Regions from separate parts of the Mus musculus genome. Here all the other regions are linked to region 2. Evidence: chromatin loops called from intact Hi-C (ENCODE). Cell type or tissue: heart. All regions are shown on one strand.

Region 1 (5,000 bases), 320 kb before region 2:
ATCAAAATCTTGCTGGCATGTGCAATAGTGTCTGAATTTGTTGGCTGATCATGGGATAGATCCCCAGGTGGGATAGTTTCTGTATAGTCTATCCTTTCATCTTAGCTCTAAACTTTGTCTCTGTAACTCCTTTCATGGGTATTTTGTTCCCTGTTCTAAGGAGGAATGAAGTATCCACATGTTGGTCTTCCTTCTTGATTTTCTTGTGTTTTGCAAATTGTATCGTGGGTATTCTAAGTTTCTGGGCTAATATCCACTTATCAGTGAGTGCATATATAGTGACTTCTTTTGTGATTGGGTTATCTCACTAAGGATGATATCCTCCAGATATATCCATTTGCCCAAGAATTTCATAAATTCATTGTTGTTAATAGCTGAGTAATACTCCATTGTGTAAATGTACCAACCACATTTTCTGTATCCATTCCTCTGTTGAGGGACATCTCCATCTTTTATTTTTAAAACCACTTTTCAGTGCCAGCTTTAACTTCACTAGATATTCATTCTTCTAACTAGAATAAAGTTGTTAAGTGGGGTGCAGTTAGTGGGGGACATTTGCTTCCCCCTTCCCATGTTTTTGAGATTTCAGGGGAGAGTAGTGTTAATCTTTGATCTAAGGACCTAGATCTTAGTTGACCCCTATGGCATCAAAACTTGGGAAGTGGAATGACAAATACAGGAGTTCAAGGTTGTTCTTAGTAGTTAGACACAAACACACAAAGGAACTGGCAAGCATCCTTGATTCATCTAGAATATAATTTGTTCCATGACTAAGCATGAGAGGCGAGTGGTTAATCCAACCAGAGGCTGATGAGGCTGAGCTTAGACTTTGTTTTGCTCCTGAATAATTGTGCGCTGTGTTCCTTAGGGACGACCTGGCCCAGCTACCCTTCCTGACCATGTGCATCAAGGAGAGTCTGCGGCTGCATCCCCCAGTCATAGATCTCCTCCGCCGCTGCACCCGGGACATTGTGCTACCTGATGGCCGGGTCATCCCTAAAGGTGTCCTGAAAGTCAAGGGCGAAGGGAGGAGCAGATGGGAAGCATCTGAGTAGGGTGATGGTCTCTAGGGGCAGCTTGGACCTGGCTAGTACTGACTGGATCCTCCTACCCAACAGGGAACATCTGTGTCATCAGCATCTTTGGTATTCATCACAATCCATCAGTCTGGCCAGACCCTGAGGTGGGGGCTCCTCCAGGCATTGCTGGGAGGGACATGGGAAGGGGATGTAGCCCCAACCTGGAAACAAGAAGCTGTCACCCCTGTCTCTATGTCTACTTTTGGGGGGCTGGCTGGGTGTGCGCAAAGAAGCAACCTAGAAAGCCTCATCTTGCCCCTCCCCTCAGGTCTATGACCCCTTCCGCTTTGACCCAGAAAACGCACACAAGAGGCCTCCTCTGGCTTTTATTCCCTTTTCTGCCGGGCCCAGGTGAGACCAGATGGCTTGTGGTGATGGGTGGATTCTGGGGCTGACAGTGGGAATAGGGTGGAGCTGGGATGGTTGGGTTCTAGTTCTCCTTACCACCCTCTGCTCAGAGAATGTGCAAAAGTCTGCAGAACCCAGGGTTGGAAGTTGAAGGGCTGACCAGGACTGGGTCAGGTTGGGTCCAGGAGCTCCTTTCTAGGCAGAGCTCAGTCAGAGTCCCCATCCTGTCACTCCGCAGGAACTGCATAGGACAGACTTTCGCTATGAATGAGATGATGGTGGCACTGGCGTTGACTCTGCTGCGCTTCCGCATCCTGCCGGATGACAAGGAGCCGCGCCGGAAGCCAGAGATAATCCTGCGGGCGGAGGGCGGGTTGTGGCTGCGGGTGGAGCCGCTGAGCACAGTGCTGAAGGACTCCAAACCTGACCTTGAGGCTTCTTTACCCCACCCTCCAATTGTTCTCTCCGGTTCTCAGAATTAGCTTGGCTCCACAGAACGCCAGCAGGGGGCGCTAGAGGGCCACAGAATCAGCCGTGGTCTCTGAAGAGAATGGGTTGGTGTCTTTGAGGCAAAGTACCTGTTTGCTGATTTAGCCCAGCAAGGCTTTCACGCTGAGAGTTCTTTTCCAGTCGAAGCTTGGACTTCATCCTGTTAAAGTCACTGTAGATTTTGGAGCAGATTAGGAGAGGGAGTCGAGTTTCTGGCATGCTTGGCACTCTTTAGTCACTGAAACAAAGCCTAATCGCACTCTTTCCACTTTCTTCTGCCTTCTCTTCCTCTTCGTTATATTTGAAGCGCTCTTCCAGTGTTTTGGCTTCTTAGAGCTGCACTTACAGCAGTGGGCTGCCACAGTACCCCTGGGGGGTGGGGGTGGGGTTGTTTATAAAGTTTGACTAAAATGGTTTCTCAGAAAGGTCTGTCTTGGCACCTTTGAGAAGGATGTTAAATGACATTCTGGGCTTGTGATTCCCAAGGTCCTAAGGCATCTTAAAGTAAACAAAGTCCCAGAATCCTTCATTAACTTATGTCCTGGGTCGTGTTCACTGAGACTCCCACTTAGTTCACAGGAATCTTCTAATTTTCCTTTCTAGTAGCACCTCTGGGCTTTGATCCCTTCACCCTCTCACGAACCCATTAAAAACAGTGTCAGGTGGACGCTGTGACTCAACCCTGAGATCCAGTCCCTGTGACAGGGGGATCGTGAGTTGGAGACTATCTTGGAATACATAGAAAGTCCTGGCAGGCCTTGCCTTCCCCCACTCCCTCCGCCTTGCTAAACTGTTAGACTACATTCCTAAAGCGAGCCACCAAGATCTATTCCCTTACTTGGTCACTTCCTCCTCTTGAGGCTGACTACCAAAGTGCAGCTATCACACTATTGAAGTACAGCAATCAAAAGCCCTCTTTGTTTCCTCTAATTAGCATGTCTAATTAAACACTCCATCCTAATACCTGGTTTCTTAATTTACCTTTATAAACTGCCATTTGCCTATGGGCTACATTGGTCTCCTCTCTATCCAGAAGTCCTTTGTCCCATTCTGGGACAAACAACCTTCTCCCATCTCTTGTGTTTCCCACCCCTTCTCCCCTGTCCTTTACCCCTTGTCTTTGTTTCCTATTTCCTGTCCTTTGTCCCTCTGAAGCAAATAAGTCTTGGGGACCCTGTGCAGATATTCTCCCTTTCCCTTTGCTTCTGCCTAGGATCGTGACAACGGATGGCTGCAGGGGGTGGGGAAGTGTAGGTCTTTGCATTCCACAGATCACAACAGATGCCTGTGTAATTCTTAAAAACACAGCTAGGCCTGTTTCTGACTGGCTACAGTCATCTGTTGGTCTCCTGACCATGGAGAATGCTCCCTTTGCAGGACAGTTTGGGAACAGCAGGCTTTGAAAATACTAGTTTTCCCAGGTTTAGTATAATGAACTGCTGCGGGATTCCAGGAGGAACACATACCTCTTTTCTGAAAGTTCTAAGACCTGACACCTGATGCCCTTGATGACAGGACAGAGGTGGCAGCGAGGCTAGGTAGATGGAGGTTGGAGTGGTCTCTAACATTCTGCCCCTGCAAGGATCACTGTCTTTCCCCTCCCGTTCTGCCTGATGTTCTAAGGCAGTTTTCTCCTATTTGACACGTTCAGTCCAGGAGGAAGAGGGAAGGTTTATGAGGCCCAGTAGGCAAATAGCATCTTATGTACCGAGCCAGATTTGTTTTTGCTTGTTTGTTTGTTTCTAGACAGGGTTGCTCTGCTTATCCTGGAACTTGCCTTGTAGACCTCCAACTCACAGAGACCCACTTGCCTCTGCCTTCTGAGTGCTATTAGTAAAGGCTTGGGACACTGCTGCTTGGCTCACCAGACTCTTGAAGCCCCTTCTCGAGTTTTATAGAAGAAACAAACAACTATTCGGGAGGAGACTGAGTGAGCTCAGGGTTAAAGTTTTCCTGCATTGTTGCCCTTTTGTGATGGGTGGACTTTTTTGAGCTACCCCTGTTTCTGTAAGCCCTCACCAATACCCTGGCAAGTAACCCCAATAAAAAATTGCTGATTTACTGAGTTGGACTTTGGTGTGATTGTCACTTTGGTCAGTGGTAAACACTCTGTGACATAATTCCTGGGAGGATATGAAGAAACCAGACAGGGAAACGATGACAAATCAAAATAATGACACCACCAAAGTCCAACTTTGCAAACCAATGTGCTTTATGGGGTTACTTACAGGAGTGTGGGTGCAGTCAGCCTAGCAGGTTGGAGGGTACCCTTTCCCAGTAGTCCATTGCTCTGAGCCTCTTCCCATAGCTCGGCTTATCTCTGCTCCTCCCAGGTAATTTTATAAAGCACGTTTCCCCTTGCCCCTCACGACTTAACTCTGAGATCACACCGCAGCTAGCTCTACTTAGGAAACCCATGCTTGGTCCGGCTAGCCGCCATGGTGCTGGCCATTGCTCTCTCACACCGCAGCCCACTTTTCCAGCTGGCCTTGCCAAGCTGCTCAACGCAGTCCCTCCTGCGTTCGACCACAGCCACCACTCATGCTCCAACGATCAGCCAACCCTGCGGTTGGCTCTGCGGACTGCCAACTACCACCCTGGTCTTACTCAGCTCCCATGCTAGCTCTCCTGGTCTCTGCTTGCTACTTGCCTGGTGCCACAATGGCCACTCCGGTCTCACCCAGCTCCCTTTAGCCCTGTGAAAGGAAAACACTAAAGACTTTTGTAGTTTAAAACTGACCAGGTAACTCAAAGGCTGATAAAAGAATATCCTGTCCCATCGTCCTTGCCCTCCTCAGGCACAACTGCAGAGGCCATGAGCTATCGGTGCCCTGAGAAACCTACCTGTTTGCAACTCCTTGCAGGCCTGCCGCCTGGTCCAGCTCCCAGTCTTCTCCTGTCATCTCTTCCTGTCCTGCCCGGAAATCTTGTCTTCTCTTTCATCCAACTATTAGCTTCTGCCATCTTCATTTAGCCAATCAACAATTAGGGAAATAATTAGGGAAGTTCCTCTTACGCACCTAGTCTGGGAGTCTGTCCCAGCAGGGCCTTCATAAGATCCATCTCTATGGTAATTTCTTAACT
Region 2 (5,000 bases):
CCTGTAGGGAAGTCCATAGAGCATTTTCTTGATTAATGGCTGATGTGGAAGGGCCCAGCCCACTGTGCCTGGTGCCATCCCTGGGCAGGTGAGTCCTCAAGTGTACATGAAAGCAGACTGAGGAAGCTAGTGAGCAGCACGCCTCCGTGGCCTCTCTTCAGTTCCTGCCTTGAGCTCCTGTCCTGACTTTCCTCAGTGATGGAGTGTGAACTGAGCTATAAACTGACATTAAGCCTTCCCTCCCTGTGGCACTATTGATTACTGTGCTTTGGAGCAGCAATAGAAGCCCTAAGGCAGTGGTGCATGACTACAATCCCAGCACGTAGGAGATGGAGATAGGAGGATAAGATGCTCAAAGTTAAGGGCCAGCTAGATGTCTCAGCCGGTAAAAGTGCGTATCATCAAACGGATTCACTGAAAGTCTATCAAAAGACCAAGTGTGTACCCCCCATACAAGAGCTGCACTTACAGCATTCCAAGGGGACTAAAACCCAAAGTCATCTGACCCTTGATTTTGTTCACGGTTCAAAACCTTTGGTGATATGTAATGCTCCCCTCATACTCTGATGTGAACGACTGTGGATTGAAAAGGACAAAGTCAAAGGTAGATGCCACTTCAACATAACCACAAGTAAATCAAACTCATTTAAAATCTCACTTAAGGGTTTGGGGAGCATGATGTGAATAAAGTGCTTGTTTGCCTTGCATTCATGGAGACCCAAGCTCAATCCCCAGAACCGGGCTGCATGGTGGATATGTGCAATACCAGCACTGGAGAGGTGGGGACAGGCAGACCTTTGCAGCTTGCTGGCCAGCTGTGTTTAATTGTCCAGCTCTAAGCCAGTAAGCAAGCTTGAATCAAAGGAAGTAGAGACCACTCCTGAGGATCTGTGTACTAGGTTGCCCTCTGCCTGCCCCCACATGCATAAACATACATACACAGCTATACAAACACCATCCAACCCACTTGGAGGAAAAACAACTACAGAGCTGGGGCATGTGACAGAGTGATTGAGGACTTGCCTGGAGTGCACAAGGGCACAAGGCCTAGGTTTAAACTACAGCACTGCCGAAAAGGCTTATAAAGATACTGTATGAGGCTGGTGAGATGATTCAGCCGGTAAGAGCACTGACTGCTCTTCCGAAGGTCCTGAGTTCAAATCCCAGCAACCACATGGTTGCTCACAACCACTCATAATGAGATCTGACGCCCTCTTCTGCTGCATCTGAAGACAGCTACAGTGTACATAATAAATAAATAAATAAATAAATAAATAAATAAATAAATAAATCTATCTTTAGACCAGAGAGAGCAGAGGTCCTAAAAATTCAATTCCCAACAACCACATGAAGGCTCACAACCATCTGTACAGCTACAGTGTACTTATACATAAAATAAATAAGTAAAAATCTTTAAAAAAGGATATTGTATGAGAACAGAACATGAGAGACGAAGAGAATATAAAGCATGTTTTTGTTCTGAAGTTAGGAAAATATAAAACTCTGGATTTTATTTATTTTTAATTTTTTGAGACAGGATCTCATTATGTATGGTGGTTTGAATATGCTTGGCCCAGGGAGTTCCACTATTAGGAGGTGTGGCCTTTATGGAGTGGGTGTGGCCTTGTTGGAAGAAGTGTGTCACTGTAGGCGTGGGCTTTGAGACCCTCCTCCTAGCTGCCTAGAAGTCAGTCTTCTTGTGGCCTTCGCTCAAGATATAGACCTCTTAGCTTCTCCTATTCATGCCTGCCTGGGACACTACCATGCTCCTGCCTTGAAGATAATGGACTGAACCTCCAAAAATGCAAGCCAGCCCTAATTAAATGTTGTCCTTTATAAGAGTTGCCTTGGGGGCTGGAGAGGTGGCTCAGTGGTTAAGAGCACTGACTGCTCTTTCAAAGGTTCTGAGTTCAAATCCCAGCAACCACATGGTGGCTAACTATCATCTGTAATGGGATCTGATGCCCTCTTCTGGTGTGTCTAAAGATAGCAATAGTGTATACACATACATTAAATAAATAAATATTTTTTAAAAAAGAGTTGCCTTGGTCATGGTATCTCTTCTCTAAGACACTATGTACCCCAGAAACGAATCAGACTTTCTATGCAGCCCCCGCTGGTCTCAAACTCATGTTTCCCAGTCAGTCCCCCCAAATACTGGAATTACGGATGTGTGTCCAGCTCTAATCATTTGAATCACCTCCTAGTGGGAGGGAGAAAATCAAATTCCTGAAGTGATTTGATATGAAAAAAATTCTGCAAGCACACGTGCTGGCGGTTGACATCAAGTGTCTTTATTTCTGTTCACCTTATTTCATCAGACAGATTCTCTCATTGAACTGGAGTTCCCCCACTTCACCTCCTACCCCTTTAGTTTTCTCAGACAGGATTTCCTTGCGTAGCCCTGGCTGTCCTAGAATTAGCTCTGTAGATCAGGTTGGCTTCAACGCTCTGAAGTTTCCTGTTTTCACAAGACTGGCTGGCCAGTGAGGCGCTGGGATCCGCCTGTCTCCCCACTGAGCCACCTCCCCAGCCCCACGAGGAGTAAGTGGGAACCTGAAAGCACACACCACCACACAGGAAGCCTGCCAGCGTGAGGTCATGTTAAATTGAAGCCGTTTTACTCGTCTTGGACATCACTAGCCCTCGACGTCATTTAACACCATTGTCAACGGCTCCCAGGCTCCTTTCTTGGGAAATTGACCTTTATTTCTACAAAATTTCCTTCAGATTGGGCACGCCAAGTACAGTAGCCCACTCTTCTAAATGCAGCACTCGGGTGGTGAGGTCTCAGCAGAAGTTTGCTGCAAATTTGAGACCAGCCTGGTCCATACAGTCGGGCCTAGGCTAGATGTTTAGACATCTACTGTGGTTCTTATAGGATAGTCTATATAGCTCAGGGATGCTAGGAAGGCTCTTGGACTCAAAGGCACCAGCCTGGTTCCACCGCGCCCCCTGCTGGTACTTGGTGAGGTTCGAGCATGAGCAACTGCTCTGTTGATTCTGGGATCCTGATGAGATGGGTGGGTAGAGCGGTTCCAAATCCGGTGTGGAGTCAGCAGTTCCACCTGCAGCCACAGCCCGCCCTCCGTCCGCAGCATCAGCGCCGAAAGCCGGCGTGGCCCCTTGTCACCTGGCAGGACGCAGAAGCGAGCAGCGTCAGCGTCAGCTCCATCATCATCTTCATTGCACTCATGGCCAAAAGTCAGTCCTATGCAATTCCTGCGGGAGGACAGGGTGGGGACTCTGACTATGTCAGGACCCAGCCATGCAACCTGATTGATCCCACCGAAGGCTTACCCGGGACTCGATTTTGACATCTACATACCCTTGACCCTAACTCAGACTTAAGCCCACAATACTTAGCAGAAGGAGAACAGAGCTAATCTGTCCACCCTTTCAATCCTGACTCTCTAAACCTTTACCTGGGCAGAGGGCAGGAAGGCGATCTGGAACCCCGACCATCCCAACCATTGCCTGTCCTCTCCAGCAGCCCCAGACAACAGCCTGACACCACAAGCCCTCTGGAGTCCCACCCTTACCCTGCCGAGAAGGGAACAGAAATCAGTGGTGACCTACTTCTCCGGGTTTTCTGGGTCAGAGAGAAAGGGAGACCTGGGAGAGAGGCAAGACTGGGAGAGAGCAAGAGCGACAGATGGTTTGGGTTTCTCAGCAAACCCAGTTAGTACACACCCCGGAAAGGGCAGAGGTGGAAGACAGGCGTTAGGTTTCCAGTGTCCGGACCTCCTCTCTATCCTGATCTTGCCAGGTTCCCAAATCCTAGTTATGAAAGGAGGGGTTTACACCTCAGGGTCTGGCCAGACTGAAGGATTGTGATGACTCCTGAAGATGCTGGTAACAGACGTGCCCTGTTGGGTGGGTACTACAGTCAGTCCAAGGTTAGTTCTGCCACTAGTGACCTTCCTTCTACCCAGAACCCTAAGCCCACCAATGCTGGAGATGACCAGGTCATCCAGAAGGAGAATGTCCTGGATGCAGCAGAGGGAGATCATAGAGCCTGGTGGATGTAGCCTCAGACTCTCCTTCATGCTCATGGTCAGGAAGGGCAGCTGAGTCAGGTCGTTCTTAAGGGACACAGCACACAATTCCTCAAGAGCAAACCCAAAAGCCCACTCAGCCTCACGACTGGGTAAGACGTACTACCACCTCTACCTCCCGAGGACTGGGCTTAAAGGTTCTTTTCCTGTTCTTGTTTAATAATAACCAAGTTTTTAAAAGTATTTTTATTACTATACTTTTGTAATAAGTTTTAACAACTAGTATATTGAGTCTCCATTTTATTGATTGATTGGGTGATTGATTGATTGATTGATTGATTGGCATGTGCCCATGCATATATCCATCCCTTGGCTTGAGTGTGGAGGTGAGAGGACAAGTTCAATAGGTTATCTATTTCCTTCTACAATGGGGTTGAACTCAGAACATTAGGCTTGGTCCAAGCATCCCTACCCACTGAGCCATCTCACCATCCGTTTCCTATCTTAAAAATAATGTGTCTTTAATAAGTTTTAATTCTTTGTCACAGAGTGAGTTTTGTAGGGTTTGGGACACAGCTCAGTGGTGGGAAACTTGCCTCAGTGCACAAGGCTGTGTCTGACCCAGGGCTGAAAAGAAAGAACCATTGTCAGGTCCTAAAACATAGCCTAAGCAGAATTTTATTAGGTTGAGTTGAATTTGTTACTATAGAAGAATTTTATGTCTTTTGTTGTTGCTCTTGTTTTTGTTTTTTCTTTCTTTTTTTTTCTTTTTTCAAGACAAGATTTCTCTGTGTAGCTCTGGCTGTTCTGAAACTTGATACCAAGATGGCTTCAAACTCAGAGACCTGCCTCCCAAGTTCTAGGATTAAAGGCATGGGCCACCAAGCCCAACAAATTTACACCTGTAAATTGTAAAAATAGGTCATTCCACCCTGAAGTATGGACAGCATCTATTTATTTAAATAGTTTTGTAAGCCCTTACAATTATCTGCTTCTGCTTTT
Region 3 (5,000 bases), 400 kb before region 2:
GGGGTTTCAGCTGGTGTAGGAGAGGAATGAGAGATAAGTAATATAGGTTGAGTATAATTAGTATACATTACATGCATGTATGGAAATATAAAAAATGCATTTTAAATCGATAAGAAAACTCAGCTAAAAGTTTATTTGATAGTATTGAAAATTGTTACTATAGAAAGGACTAGCCAGGTGGTGTAGGTGCACGCCTTTAATTACAGCACTCTGGAGGCAGAAGCAGGCAGATTTCAGAGTTCAAGGCTAGCCTCATCAATAGAGTAAATTCTATGACATCTATGACTCCACTGAGAAACCTTGTGTCAAAACAAACAAACAAACAAACAAACAAACAAACAAACAAACAACACATTACAGGACAGAACAGGATAGAACTGACACCCCTGTAATGATGGGCCATTCCTCATTGCCTGCCACTCTGCTACTGAGTACATATATTCATTTAAATAACTGTATAGGTCTTTAAGGATTTTTATTTCTTACTTTAAAAGAAAACCTTCGTTACATGATTGAGTTTTGATGAAATGTCTCCTGTAGCCTAGCTTGGCTATTTAATGTGGAATTTCCACCCTCCATTTTCCTGAGTACCACTACATCCAGCTCATTGCATAAACATTTTTAAGCTTGTGCACAGAAAAATTATCAAGTTTAGGATATTTTTGGAGCTGTAGGCTTTAAGTAGAAATATTTCAGGTTAAGCTTCCCCCTTCCCATGTTTTTGAGATTTCGGGGGAGAGTAGTGTTAATCTTAGATCCAAGGCCCTAGATCTTAGTTGACCCCTGTGGCTTCAAAACTTGGGAAGTAGAATGATAAATACAGGAATTCAAGGTTATTCTTAGTAGTAGACACAAACACACAAAAGAACTGGCAAGCATCCTTGATTCATCTAGAATATAATTTGTTCCATGACTAAGCATGAGAGGCGAGTGGTTAATCCAACCAGAGGCTGATGAGGCTGAGCTTAGACTTTGTTTTGCTCCTGAATAATTGTGCGCTGTGTTCCTTAGGGACGACCTGGCCCAGCTACCCTTCCTGACCATGTGCATCAAGGAGAGTCTGCGGCTACATTCCCCAGTCATAGACCTCCTCCGCCGCTGCACCCGGGACATTGTGCTACCTGATGGCCGGGTCATCCCTAAAGGTGTCCTGAAAGTCAAGGGCGAAGGGAGGAGCAGATGGGAAGCATCTGAGTAGGGTGACGGTCCCTAGGGGCAGCTTGGACCTGGCTAGTACTGACTGGATCCTCCTACCCAACAGGGAACATCTGTGTCATCAGCATCTTTGGTATTCATCACAATCCATCAGTCTGGCCAGACCCTGAGGTGGGGGCTCCTCCAGGCATTGCTGGGAGGGACATGGGAAGGGGATGTAGCCCCAACCTGGAAACAAGAAGCTGTCACCCCTGTCTTCATGTCTACTTTTTGGGGGGCTGGCTGGGTATGGGCAAAGAAGCAAACTAGAAGCCTCATCTTGCCCCTCCCCTCAGGTCTATGACCCCTTCCGCTTTGACCCAGAAAACCCACAGAAGAGGTCCCCTCTGGCTTTTATTCCCTTTTCTGCCGGGCCCAGGTGAGACCAGATGGCTTGTGGTGATGGGTAGATTCTGGGGCTGACAGTGGGAATAGGGTGGAGCTGGGATGGTTGGGTTCTAGTTCTCCTTACCACCCTCTGCTCAGAGTATGCACAAAAGTCTGCAGAACCCAGGGTTGGAAGTTGAAGGGCTGACCAGGTGCGGCCAGGACTGGATCAGGTTGGGTCCAGGAGCTCCTGTCTAGGCACTGCACAGAGTCCCCATCCTGCCCCTCTGCAGGAACTGCATAGGACAGACTTTCGCCATGAGCGAGATGAAGGTGGCACTGGCGCTGACTCTGCTGCGCTTCCGCATCCTGCCTGATGACAAGGAGCCGCGCCGGAAGCCAGAGATAATCCTGCGGGCGGAGGGCGGGTTGTGGCTGCGGGTGGAGCCTCTGAGCAAGGGCGCTCAGTGACCAGGTCTACTACTGTCTCAGTCACTTTCCTTTGCCAATCCCAGAATAAGCGGAGTTTCACCCAGAGCCATCAGAGGGCGCTGCAGGATAACAGAGACTGTCTGGAAGCCTGGCTGAGAAAAGTCTGGGGCTGCTTTCTGAGTCCAAGGGCCTTTCTGGGTAGCCCACAGGGCCTGCAGACTGATGAAGAGTTGCATGCACCCCAGCTCAAGAACGGCCTTTATTCTTTTAGCGATAGGGAGGCACCATAGATGTTTGAGCAGGAGAGTTACAAGGTTTACTGGCATGTAACCTCCCACAAGTCTGAAGCAGGCTGAGCCAGACCTTGACTTTGCTGACACTAAGGAGATTACCTAGGGTGTAGCCTTCCTCCCTAGATTACTCTAGTGTTCAGCCATTTTCCCTGTTCCTCTTCAAGATACTGCTACGGTGCTGAGAGGCCCCAGAGCTATTCAGGAGACTATGCCTGCAGCTGGCTCCAGGCTCCAAATTGAATTGGTGGGAATGGGCTTCCCCTCCTTTTTATAAGCGCATTCTCCATTAAACATTTGAACCTTGAACAGACTAGCATGTCTTGGTTCCATTATTTCTCAACTTGCCTAGGTTCCCTCTTTTCTTTCAGCTCCCGGTTGCCTCCCAGGCTCGAACCTGGACATGTGAGCCGCTGGCTGGCTTGCAACAATTTAGTGTACCAACGCAGGACCTGGGAATTGCAGAAGACATTGGAGGAAACACTGCTGGCATTGAGCTCTGCAGATAGGATATTTGTACTGGGGCCCGTTGCTAAGGGTGCTGTACTGTCCAAGCTGGAACAGCGTGCTGACATGCTTGCTGGATTCGCTTAGGTTCAGCAGTGATATCAGGATCTAGGAAAGCAGCAGGCAGTCAGCCGCAGCTTTCAGAAGCTGCTTTGTAGGCGAGAGAAATAAAAGGGTGTAAATCAATGGAACAGGTGGATGGCCGCAGTTGGAAACTACATCAGGCGGGAGGAAAGTGGATTTTGAACTCTCCCAGAGACAGAGAGAATTTGGGGGATGCCCTGCTTTATTCTCTCTAGCTCTACAGCAGTTCTCTGCCCTCTTTGTGTTGTCTAATGTCTGGTGCACCGGTCTGTTTACGTGTTGATTCATGTGTGTTTCGTTTTGTTGTGTGAATGACTGAATGTTCTGTGTTTCATGTTGGAAAATAAAGATGGCTAAAACTTTATCTGCTCGTTTAGCAAGAGAGTGGCCATACACTTTAGCCAGGATCAGGCACAATAGGAGGGCTCCTGCTGGAAAAACTATTTTTTTGAGAAAGGGAGTCTGCAGCCTCTTGGTTTTGGGGCGAAAAAGCTGATGGATATTTTTTTTTCCTAAGAAAATTCTCTGCAATTGTGGTTATTGCATTTAGCTAATGACAAAGTGCTTTTTATTTTATAATTATAGCTAGAAAAATTAAAATTCTCTGATTGGTCTAAATGTAGCTGCTTCATTTGCCTTTTACTGGTCTTAGAGATGTTATATGCTCTGGGTGTCTTCATTGTAGAGTATTAGCTTATAAGTTATTGGGTATGATCAAAAAGGTGTAACACTGGTTACTAGATAGTTAGTTTTAAATTGGCAACTCAGGAGTGTTTCAAACACGTGGCATAAAGCAGGCCAAAAAAAATTAGGCCTCTAAGAATCCTTCTAGTTGAGATAATATTTAATGTGATTCTTATCCTAGAAAGTAGGATTAAGATTTAAAGCAATGTCTCTTTAATGAAGCATTAAAGCTTGCACTGTCATGCATTTATAGGTATAAATTGGCAGCAAAATCTCACAATGTGGTAGTGAAGTTTTAATGTTGATTCTAAGGTGATAAATTGTTTTGAAATTGGGTTTTGCTTTCCCAAGGTTGTAGTTATAGTCTAATATTGCATAGAAACTTAAAAGTTCTGAAATCTGTCCTCACAGCAAGAGGAACTAAGCTCAGAGCAGCTTCTGTGTCATTTGTGTGACTTTCTTTTGTCTTGCAAATGGTGCCTAAGGAAGCTCTGGAAACTTGCCTCTCCTTGCCTCCAGGGGAATTTTCCTTTAGCTGAAAGAACACTATTGCAGATCTACCCATATGTTTTTCTAATAAAGTTTAAATTCTAAGTTTATAAAAAGGGTCAATCAGGCTGTAGAATTTATCAGGACATTGCGATTTGACTTGCTTACTTCATGTAAAGTCATTATAGATTTAAGAGTTTGTTTTTTCCTTTGCACTCTGATAATTGTAAAAAGTTTTGCTTCTAGTGAACTGGTGATTACTGGAAAATTTTGCCTGTAGGTATGGCTAACATAGCTTTACATTATATAAGAAAAATTCTTAGTGTCTCTGCCTCAATATCAGAAGCTAAGAGTTTGAATCTTTCAGTGTATATTGTTTCCTAAGTGAAAAGTATGTTATTAGCTAATGCCTCTCAGGGAAGTTTACTTTAAATCCTTGCTCTCACAAAAGGAGCTTTTAAGTTCTGGGGAGTAGCTGTTCCTCCAGAAACTATTCCGTGGCAATATCCTTTTAATACTTATGGCTTTAGTTATATCATAATATCGTGGCACAGAAAATCTAAGAACAAAAAATTGATTTGCTTCAAAATTTTATTTTTGAAAGCTTCCAGGAGATGTTAATTGGCTAAGACCACACCTTAAAGTCACCACAGGAGAACTTAAACCTTTATTAGGTGCTATCTAGTGAGATTCAAAATTATTGGTGAGAAACAAAAAGGTTTCACAGAAAGCAGAGGAAACTTCTGTGATCAATTGTTATCAATTATAATCAATGGTAATTAAATATTACCTGCTTATTTTATTTATGTGCCCACAACAAATCTTTGGCAAGAGAAAACTTTGTTGTAAAATCATCCTTCTTCACCTCAAAGTAAAGTTTTAACACCTATTAAAGCCACTGTGGTGCTAATAAACAATTGTAAGATAAATTCGTATATTTTAGAAAAACTATAACAAAAATTGTGTCTTAAGAACCTGACAAAGTGTCTGTTC
Region 4 (5,000 bases), 420 kb before region 2:
CCTTCTGAGTCTTGAGTGCCTCCATTTAATTTTTAAAGGCCTCTCATGTTAAATAAATGAAAAAAAAAAACCAGTTAAAGATATCCTCTTTGTTTTTGGTAATGGTATCTTTCAATAAGTATGGTTTCAAAAAAGAAATATTTCCAAAATATGAATATCAAGTTAATTTCTCCACTATTTTTTTGTTTTGGTTTTCTAATGCTTTAATCTTTGATTCGGAGTTAAGCATTGTGGCTCCCTCTTGTTCTCTTAGCACTTATGAGGTGGCGGCATAAGGATCAGGTCAAAACCATCCTTGCCTATACAGGGAGTTCAAGGCCAGCATGGGGTACATGAGACCTTGCTGACAAAAACAAAAACAGAATATATCTAGGCATGGTGGCACATAGGACTTAAAAGGCAAGTGGAGCTCTGAGTTCAAGGCCAGCCTGGTTTACAGGGAGTTCTGTGCTAGCCAAGGTTACATAGTGATACATAATGTCAAAGCAAAGTAAAATCGATAAAACATGGCTGGGGTGATGGCTCTGTGGGTAATGTACTTGCTGATAGTATGAGGACTTCAGTTTGAGTTCTCAGACTCCATGTAAAAGGCTATCCCAGCACTGGAACACGGGAGCAGGAGATGGGATTATGCTGGCCAGCCAGTCAAGTCAAAATATGCAGTTCTCATGTTCAGTGAGAGACACTGTCTCAACACCGAAAACGTCGAGGGATAGAGAAAGATGCTCAAGGGTGACCTCTGGCTTACATAACACATACCCACACAAATAAAAATAATGAACAAATATTTTTGATTCATCTTAAATTAACTTTGTTTTTAGACTCATGATCACAGTGAAGCAGTAAGGGTTTCAACAAGTGGCAGTGAGGCTGGCCAGTACTGTTTATGCATTACAGGTGTGTGTATGTGTGCGTGTGCATGTGCGTGTGTGTGTGTGTGTGTGTGTGTGTGTGTGTGTGCGCGCGCGCGCACGCACGCTCGAGAGTGTGTGTGAAGTCCATGGCATGTGTGGAGGTTAGAAGACAACTCTTGGATAGGAATTGGTTCTCTCTTCATACTTTGTGTGGTCTGGCTACTGAATTCAGGTCATTGAACATGGGTGCTAGCCCTCTAATTACAAGCATTCTAGCAGGCTAGGACTTTGTTTTTACACCCTGGATAATTACGTGGTGGTTTCTTAGGGACGACCTGGCCCAGCTGCCCTTCCTGACCATGTGCATCAAGGAGAGTCTGCGGCTGCACCCCCCAGTTACGGTCATTTCCCGTTGCTGCACCCAAGACGTTGTGCTTCCAGATGGCCGGGTCATCCCTAAAGGTGTGGACTGTATGGGGAGGTGGCTCCTGATGGTCCCCAAGGGGGCAGCACTGACTTTTTTCTTGTCCAAAGGAACCGACTGTGTCATCAGCATCTTCGGGGTTCATCACAACCCTGAAGTCTGGCCAGACCCTGAGGTGCGACACCTCCCACTCTCTAATTCTGGGACCCGGGGAAGAGGTGTGGCCCTTACCTGGAAAACCAGATCTGTCACTCTTCTGTTTCCATGTCCATCTTTTCTGGGACTGTCTCCATGTGAATAGAGACGCGACCCATAAGCCTAGTCTTGGTTGACCTGCAGGTCTATGACCCCTTCCGCTTCGACCCAGAAAACCCACAGAAGAGGTCTCCTCTGGCTTTTATTCCCTTTTCTGCTGGGCCTAGGTGAGGTGAGAGGGCTTGCGGTGACTGAGGGGCTGACAGCTGGGACAGGGGAAGTTGGTATGGTCAGGTTCTGGGACTCCTTCCTGCCCTCTACTCAGGGTATGTGCAAAGATCTAGAAATCCCGGGGTGGAAAGTGAAAGGTGGGGGCCCTGTGCTCAGAGCCCTGTCCCGATCTGTCTTGGGCGCTGAGTCTGAGAGAGCTTTGGGAGTGGCAACACAACACTTGGCGTCCCAGGAGCTTCAGCGCACCTTCTGCCCCTCAGGCTGGCGAGGCGAGACAGGGACCAGGTCAAGTTCAAACCTTGAGGGCTGGTTAAGTCTCAGTGCAGTAAGAGTCACCAACCTGTCCTCCCGCAGGAACTGCATAGGACAGACTTTCGCCATGAGGGAGATGAAGGTGGCACTGGCGCTGACTCTGCTGCGCTTCCGCGTCCTGCCAGGTGACAAGGAGCCTCGCCGGAAGCCAGAGCTGATCCTGCGCGCAGAGGGCGGGCTGTGGCTGCGGGTGGAGCCTCTGAGCAAGGGCACTCAGTGACCAGATCTACTACTGTCCCAGTCACTTTCCTCTGCCAATCCCAGAGTAAGCGGAGTTTCACCCAGAGCCATCAGAGGGCGCTGCAGGACAACAGAGGCTGTCTGGAAGCTTGGCTGAGAAGAGACTGGGGCTGCTGTCTGAGTCCAAGGGCCTTTCTGGGTAGCCCACAGGGCCTGCAGACTGATGAGAGTTCCATGCACCCCAGCTCAAGAACGGCCTTTATTCTTTTGGCGATAAGGAGGCACTATAGATGTTTGAGCAGGAGAAATGCAACGTTTACTGGCCGATTTGGGGCAGTTTTCTTTTTTCTTTTTTTTTTTCTTTTTTTTTTTTTTTTTTTGAGACAGGGTCTCAGCTTTTAGTGGATATAGCAGGCTGGCCTTTAACTTGTAGCAAATCTCTGTCCTAACCACCAGAGCGGTGCAATTAGAAATGGGCCACTGTGCCTGTCATATCTGAAGGGCTGTTTATTAGAAATGAAGGGCAGCTTCCCAGGGGAGAAGCCTGGGAGCCCCTCCAAATGATATTAAATGATGTCCACGGCTTGTGATGGCTAAGGCCACTGAGGCAGCTTCAATTTAAAATGACCTCACGCTGGCAGGCTTCCTGTGTGGTGGTGTCCTTTCAGGTTCTCACTTACTCCTCTTGGGGCTGGGTGGTGGTGGTGGGGTGGCTCCATGGAGAGACAGGCAGATCCCAGTGCCTCACTGGCCAGCCTGACTTGCTGAATCAGAGCTGCAGGTTCAGTAAGAGATTCTGTCTCAGGAAGTAAAGTGGATGTGAGTATGAAGACACCTGACATAAACCTCTGGCTTCCCCATGTCTGTATGTGTCTCAGCACACACACACACACACACACACACACACACACACACACACTCACACACTTAACTTTTCTGACTGTTCTAGGATTTGATTTTCTTCCTCCTACCAGGAAGTCATTGAAACATTTTCATGACTTAAAGACTAGTCTGGGCTATATAGAAAATTTGAGACCAGCATTGAGAGACCTTGTCTCAAAAGTTAAAAACCAGAGTTTTACATATTTTTGCTTGTGAGAAATGACTTTAGATGGGCTGGAGAGATGGCTCATCCGTTAAGAGCATTGCCTGCTCTTTCAGAGGTCCTGAGTTCAATTCCCAGCAACCACAGGGTGGCTCACAGCCATCTCTTATGGGATCTGATACCCTCTTCTAGTGTGTTTGAAGACAATTACAGTGTACCCATATATAGAAAATAAATAAATCTTTAAAAGAAGAAAAAATGAGAAATTACTTAGGAGCAAAAAAGTATGATTTTTAAAAATATTCTTTTAGTGTTCTGTTTCTATGTATAGAATGTCTTTGGGTTTTTGGTAGCAATCTGCTTGAAGCCCGGGTCTTGCACTTGTTAGGGAAATCCTCCCCCACTGAGCTACATGCTCTTGCTGACCGTGCATTAAGGAATATTGTGATCTACCCCTCTGTTAATTGTAGGAGGTTGCCTATAAATGTAGGAATTTGCACTTTGGGCAAGGTTCAGCAGGGCTGGGTTTCTTGGTCACTATTATCTAGGGTGGCTCATCTCACAGGGAAGGGACCAGTTTTCAAGATGGCTGACTCTCATGATGGACTGTCCTTTCAGATAGACTCTCCACAGGACTGATTGGTCTTCCCTTTTATATGTATGCTGGGGCCAAGAGTGTGTATTTCAGTAGGGGTGCAAAGGAAATTTTACTTTATGATGTAAACTTCACTATCCAAGAAGTTATGGATGCTCTATAGAGTCAAGGAGAGTGAGATTAGGCCACATTCCAGAGTCAGACAGCATTCTACACAGAAACAGAATCAAAACATCTCTCTCTTCTCTCTCTGACTCTCTCTCCTCTCTCTCTCTCTCTCTGTTTCTCTATCCCTCCCTTCTTATGTGTGCCCAGAGGGTGGGGCAGTTTGAACCACATGATGAGCCTGCTGGGAATCAAACTAGGGTCCTCTGCAAACGTAGTACATATTGTTAACCTCTCAGTCAATTCCTCAGCCCCATTTTCTTATTTCCCATATAAAAGTTTCCAATATGGGTATTAATTTCTACAGAGAGTTCTGATGTGATTTTAAGTATTTAACTCATTAATAGCCTTTGTATATGCCCAAGAGTGTTTGTTCATGTGTGCAGGTGTGCATGTGTGCACATGAAGGTCAGAGGAAAATCTAGATTGATATCCACTATTCCACTGGCTTTGAGACAGGCTCTCTCAGTTTCTGCTGCCCTTGGTTATATAGAGTCAGGTCTCAACCTATGGGTGGTTGTGACCTGATTGTGAGATACCAAAGACCATTGGAAAACACACACATATATATATATACATTATGATTCATAACAGTAGTGAAATTACAGTTATGAAGTAGTAATAGCAATAATTTTATGATTGGTCTGACCACAACATGAAGAACTGTATTAAAGGGCCACAGCCTTAGGAAGGTTGAGAACTAGTCCTCTAGAGATTCTCCAGTCTCCACTTCTGTTGCAGGTCATCTCCACTCCGGCGGAGACAAGAACGACATGGACACCAAGGCGGGTTCACGCAGCAACTTCTTTACTTCGGGCTTTTCCCCCTACAGCTCTCTTCCCCAGCAGCCTCTTCTTCCTCCATCCTTCTTGCAGCTTCTCTTACAACAACTCCCCTTACAACAGCTTCTCTTACTACCACTAGCTTCTACTTAGGGCAAGGGCTAAACAACAAAACTATACTCTGCACTGCACCACCTGACCTCATCTAGCTCCACCA
Region 5 (5,000 bases), 160 kb before region 2:
TGTTTCCCAGGTGATCATTATCTCGGCCCTTATTCTGTAAGATGTCTGAAATGTTCTGAGACTGAGATTCTGTGAAGCAGGCAGGCAGGCAGCAGTGGCCTTAGTTCTAAAGAACGGAATGAATGTGGATCTGCCTGGAAGAGGTGCTCTTACAGCTTCCTGGGGATGGAATTAGTTTCAGAGCAGGAGCCAGACTAGGAGCAGGCTCTCAGGTTACCTGGCAGGAGGCAGGGGAGTGAAGAGGGTGGGGAGAAGGGGGTGTGGCCACTAGTACCCACTAATGTAAACTGACTTCTCTGGGTGGAAAATCCTGGCACCTGGAAGTCTATTAGCTAGCAATTCTGACAATCTCTTAGTAAGGTGGTTGTCAGTATCTGTGAGGGGGAAGGCGCTAGACATGTTACTTCCTAAGCGTTTGCTGGATTCTAACATTCTATTCTCTCTGCAGCCACTCACAGTAACAAGATGAGTGGGGTACCACCCCACTGAGTCCATATAAAATAAAATGTGTGTGTATATATATATATATATATATATATAATGTATATATGTGTGTATGTGTGTAATGTATATATATAATGTATATTCCAGGTGGATGCCAGGAGCTGGTGATGGCCTAGACAAAGCAGCCAGCTTATATAAGGAAAAAACTGAGAGTGTATGCCACCTTAATAAACCACTCCAGGCTCTAGGGCCTTCTGGTAACTACTGTGTATACTTGCGTACTCCTGTCTTCCCTAAGAGTTAGGAAGGCCCTGTTCAGGGTAACCATTGGGCACTTTATAACCTAACATTTAGGGTTTTCTAACCCAAGATTGCGCTCACATCCAGTAAGGCCTACCTCTATCAGGGCTCTGCCTTTTAAAATAATGTGTAGGGAACGGAAAAATGACTCAGCAGGTGAAGACATTTGGCTGCAGAAGTATAATGTCCTGAGTTCAATCCTGGGAACCCATGTAAAGGAGAGATTAGTCACTGCATTCTTCTTTCTCTGACCTCTAAACATGCAAGCTGGAGCATGCAGGAAACACACACACACACACACACACACACACACACCACACATATACACAACAACTAAAAAATAAAATATAAAAACAAAAGTCAATGTGTAGAAAGATCTGAAGGCAGCAGCCGTTATGACAGAGCCAGACTCCAGCCGCACGCATGTGTATGGCTACGCCTATCCAGTGAGTTTAGGAAGAGCAGAAGAAGGTAGAAATGCTAAGATTCACTGACTTACAGGCACAGGTCATGGAATTTAAAGACAGCTTCCCCTTGAATCTGTGAGTGACAAGAGTGAGGAAGCCAGGGCAGACCACTCAGTGATACCGTAGGGAATATCTGCTTTCCAACAACGTCAAGCCTAGAATGACTCCATTTTATTAAATAACAACCTGGACTAGTTACTCAAAGCCCCTCCCCCGAAAAAGGAAGGGCAGTACAACTTGTTTACGCAAGCAAAAAAAAAAAAAAAAAAAAAAGGCCCACTATCTCCTAGAAAACTAGGAGGGACAAACTGACAATATCAACAACTAAAAATATACCAAATTGTATTAGAAACACCACACAAAGTATACAACATATAATCCCCTCACCTGGCACTACGAAGGAGCATCCCCAAGCCCAAAGGATGGCAGGCAACTGTCACACTTACCCACAGGGAAGAACTGAGTCAGTCCTTTGGACTCCATCTCCAGTGCGGTTTCTCCTGCCCAGGACATTCAGCCAACTTCAAATTGACTTACTTCAACGTTCGGTGCGCGTATACTTGACATCTCTGTGTCTACACTGCTAGGACATCATCATTGGTCCCCTTTCAGATTCTTCTTTGCACCCGCCTCAGCTCAATGCCTCCTACTTCAGGACAGACTCTAAACTCAACCACTTTGGCTCTTAGTCATTCTGTGATCTGCACATTTTGTATGTTTTTGTGTGAAATGTTCATGTGTGATCTTCCAGTTAACGTTAGCAATTAGATTGTTATATAAAAACGCGTTGATTGCCAATGGCTGGTTAGCAAAATCGGGACTACTGGATTAATTATTAACGAAATACACATGACTTGTGAATTATTAATTATTCGATAAATTCTGGCATTGGAAACACACAAACTTGTCCCCCCTGTTTATGACAACACGCCCAGGACACAAGGTCACCACACCCTGCGGCTTCCCTGCCCCCCAACACACACACACACACACACACACACACACGAATTCCAGGGTCCCGTGTCTCACCGCGACGCTGCCGCCACCGCCCAGGCTGCGGAGCCGCGTCGCTGCGGGTGCCCGGATGCCTAGGGAGGCCATGGCCGCAGCACTGAGCTCTTAGCAAAGGACAGGACCGCAGCTCTGCCTGATGGCCCAGCTCCACCCAGAGGGACCCGGGCAGCGCGGCCCAGCAGAGCAGATGAGATGCAGACTCAGCTGCCCTGGAAGGCCGCGTCCCCACTGCCGCCTCCGCTTCTAGCGGCGCCCTCCCCGCAGCCGGGACGCCTGGCCGCACGTACCATTTCCAATCACCGGGTGTCCTGCTGTTCTCCGGCAGCTCTTGCAGTAAGTGGATGGAACACAGACACTGGGGAAAACAACCTGCGGGTCTCTCTCCACAGAAGACACAAACGCCTAAAATGGCTGGACGGGAAGTGGCATCCTCCGCTTCTGTGCCCGCCCTCTCTCAACATCTGAAAATCTCATTGGACAGTTTATGCAGCCAAGCAACTTTTCTTACTGGCCAGTGAGTCACGTGCACGCCTCCCAATGCTTAAATGACAGAAAAAGCATCCTCTCGAGTGTACTGTGGCGCCAAACCTCTAATCCGAACGTAAGGCTTGATACTTGGGGTCTAAACTGGAGGTGGGATTCCCAAACTCTACTTCTGGCGTTACGTGTGAAGGGGATGAATACTTTATATTTTACATGGATTTAAACATACGTAGAAGTCTATTCTTTAACAAAGCAAAGATGTCGGCTAAATTCTATTTGCGTGAGTGAGAAATGGCATTGAAAAGAATGATGTGAATTATGCCTATTTGGCTGCGCTTCTAATATTCTCTCTCATTTTGTGATCGATGGTTGTCACCAAGGTCTCTGTGGCTGGGGATTTACCCATTCTGCTTACTCTTTTCAAATTCTCTCTTGAACCCACCTCGCCACTATTGCCCTCACAAAGTCACTTCTAGAGCAAAACATTTTGGGAATGGAAGGACACAGAACCATTCTTAAGATTCGAAGCATTCCAAAGATTCTTCAGTAAGTGGAAGTTTGCGCAGGTCGCAGCGGAGCTCCAGGACTCTGAACACATAAACCTGGAATACTCCACAGATGACTTCCAGGGCAGACATTCCTGCAATCAGGAGAACCAGCCTGACTGCGGAGGTAGAACTAAGTTCACAGAGGAATGGTAGAAATCAGAAAGGAAGCCTTGAAGAGAGAAGATTGGAATTGTAAGCCTGCTCTGGGTGCTGAAAGCGTTATAAGAGGCCGGGGGTGGGGGGGTGGGGGTGGGAAGCAGTAGACAGATAATAGATTCCTGCTGTGAAGAAGGTGAAGAAGGTGCAAGCTTGGAACAATGTCAGGGAACCTGCAGACAGGTATTTTAAGTGATATTTTAGAAGACAGGAGCGAAAATAGGAAAGCTAAAAAGACTTGAGGCGCAGCCAGCAAGATGACTAGATGGCATTTACAGATTTTGTTTAAGAATTTATTATTTTTTTAAAAATATGTTTGTGTGTCTGTGTGCATGTCACGCAAGAACAGATGCCCATGGAGGCCAGAAGAGGGCACTGAATCCGCGGAGATGGACTTATAAACTGCAGAACGTGGGTCCTGGTACAGAATTTGGGTACTTTACAAAAACAATATGCACTCTAAACCACGAAGCCAGCGTTCCAGCCCCCAACTCTTCAGACTCCCACCCAGTTCTCTCTTCTTCACATTTATAAAAAATATTTAATATTTACTGACAAATTAGCAGACTGTGTCCTTCTCTGCTTTCCATTTTTACCTCTTTTCTCTCTAGTTCCTTTCCCTATCGTTTCTGTATTATTTTCCCTTTCAGAGATTTCCCCAAGGAACACAGGCTGGCCTGGTTTTCAGGGTCTCTGGTCTCAGCCTGCTGCTAATGGCTGGGACGGCTTTAGGTTATCTGCTTGCAATTCTGTACTTTTAAACAAGCTTCCCTCCTCTGCACCCTCATGTCACTACTGTCCCCTTGTAGTTACTTTTTCCTTGCCTACTGTTTGTCATCAACACGGGAAGAACTGAGTCAGTCCTTGGACTCCATCTCCAGTGTGGTTTCTCCTGCCCAGGACATTCAGCCAACTTCAAATTGACTTACTTCAACGTTCGGTGCGCGTATACTTGACATCTCTGTGTCTACACTGCTAGGACATCATCATTGGTCCCCTTTCAGATTCTTCTTTGCACCCGCCTCAGCTCAATGCCTCCTACTTCAGGACCACCTTTATGTTTCTTTTCCTTTCTACTCGTAACTAATGTTGTTGATACACTTGTTCAAAACAGAGTCATACTGTTCCTCTATTTTCTAAAGTGATTGGTATTTGAGGCATGGTACTTTGTGGGTTTAAATGCACTTTACAATGAGCCTAGCTGTGGATAGTGACTATTACAGACACTATTTCCCTGTTAACCTGGTGGGCCAAACATTATGCAGCAGAATTAACCAAAACTTCATCCCTACTACAACCTGAAAATTGCAATCAGTTCCATTTCAAAGAGCAATATGATTTAAAAAACAACAACAACAATAACCGGTGATTTAACCTCAAATAAAGAAGCTTTATTGGAAAACTATAATAAACATTCAAATCAAGAAAACGCAGCCGGACGTGGTGGCACATGCCTTTAATCCCAGCACTCGGGAGGCAGAGGCAGGCAGATTTCTGAGTTCAAGGCCAGCCTGGTCTACAAAGTGAGTTCCGGGACAGCCAGGGTTATATAGAGAAACCCTGTCTCAAAAAAAAAAAAAGAAAGAAA

What was found. A loop is a pair of places that touch in the nucleus more often than their neighbours do. Peaks named below come from ENCODE experiments on the same cell type or tissue, not always from the same donor. Only the 100,000 strongest peaks of a DNase experiment are listed, where the experiment ranks them.
Region 1: a loop joins it to region 2, with 18 times the contacts of the local background. A loop is called at or near these places in 11 of 42 quality-filtered maps.
Region 3: it touches region 2 in a loop (6-fold over the local background); 2 of 42 quality-filtered maps call a loop at or near these places.
Region 4: a loop joins it to region 2, with 8 times the contacts of the local background. A loop is called at or near these places in 5 of 42 quality-filtered maps.
Region 5: it touches region 2 in a loop (2.6-fold over the local background); 7 of 42 quality-filtered maps call a loop at or near these places.

What each region holds. Positions count from the first base shown.
Region 1 is chr17:32,633,311-32,638,310 of GRCm38, forward strand. Cyp4f37 (cytochrome P450, family 4, subfamily f, polypeptide 37) reads left to right here. Exons shown (of 13, transcript NM_001100187.1): 10 at 869-1,002; 11 at 1,119-1,183; 12 at 1,348-1,430; 13 at 1,666-2,874. The coding sequence ends at 1,909. Among named protein-coding and RNA genes, the nearest start is that of Cyp4f37, 14 kb to the left of the region's middle. In heart, a CTCF peak has its summit at 1,937 (motif pointing right); a DNase peak (open chromatin) is centred at 1,911; H3K4me3 peaks cover 922 bases; H3K27ac peaks cover 540 bases.
Region 2 is chr17:32,948,688-32,953,687 of GRCm38, forward strand. It overlaps the pseudogene Cyp4f41-ps. Among named protein-coding and RNA genes, the nearest start is that of Cyp4f13, 3.8 kb to the left of the region's middle. In heart, a CTCF peak has its summit at 2,970 (motif pointing left); a DNase peak (open chromatin) is centred at 2,964; H3K4me3 peaks cover 386 bases.
Region 3 is chr17:32,549,242-32,554,241 of GRCm38, forward strand. It overlaps Cyp4f16 (cytochrome P450, family 4, subfamily f, polypeptide 16), which reads left to right. Exons shown (of 13, transcript NM_024442.2): 10 at 1,012-1,145; 11 at 1,262-1,326; 12 at 1,491-1,573; 13 at 1,815-2,557. The coding sequence ends at 1,992. Among named protein-coding and RNA genes, the nearest start is that of Gm41570, 12 kb to the right of the region's middle. In heart, a CTCF peak has its summit at 2,068 (motif pointing right); a DNase peak (open chromatin) is centred at 2,020; H3K4me3 peaks cover 870 bases; H3K27ac peaks cover 428 bases.
Region 4 is chr17:32,526,659-32,531,658 of GRCm38, forward strand. Cyp4f17 (cytochrome P450, family 4, subfamily f, polypeptide 17) reads left to right here. Exons shown (of 13, transcript NM_001101445.2): 10 at 1,183-1,316; 11 at 1,389-1,453; 12 at 1,618-1,700; 13 at 2,059-3,500. The coding sequence ends at 2,236. Among named protein-coding and RNA genes, the nearest start is that of Cyp4f16, 7.4 kb to the right of the region's middle. In heart, a CTCF peak has its summit at 2,294 (motif pointing right); DNase peaks (open chromatin) are centred at 1,433 and 2,293; H3K4me3 peaks cover 922 bases; H3K27ac peaks cover 670 bases.
Region 5 is chr17:32,785,626-32,790,625 of GRCm38, forward strand. It overlaps Zfp871 (zinc finger protein 871), which reads right to left and starts at 2,662. Exons shown (of 4, transcript NM_172458.3): 1 at 2,513-2,662. The coding sequence starts at 2,515. Gm17115 (predicted gene 17115) reads left to right here and starts at 2,769. Exons shown (of 2, transcript NR_168031.1): 1 at 2,769-3,448; 2 at 3,762-4,814. In heart, no CTCF peak of the experiment used is centred here; a DNase peak (open chromatin) is centred at 2,696; H3K4me3 peaks cover 2,662 bases; H3K27ac peaks cover 1,708 bases.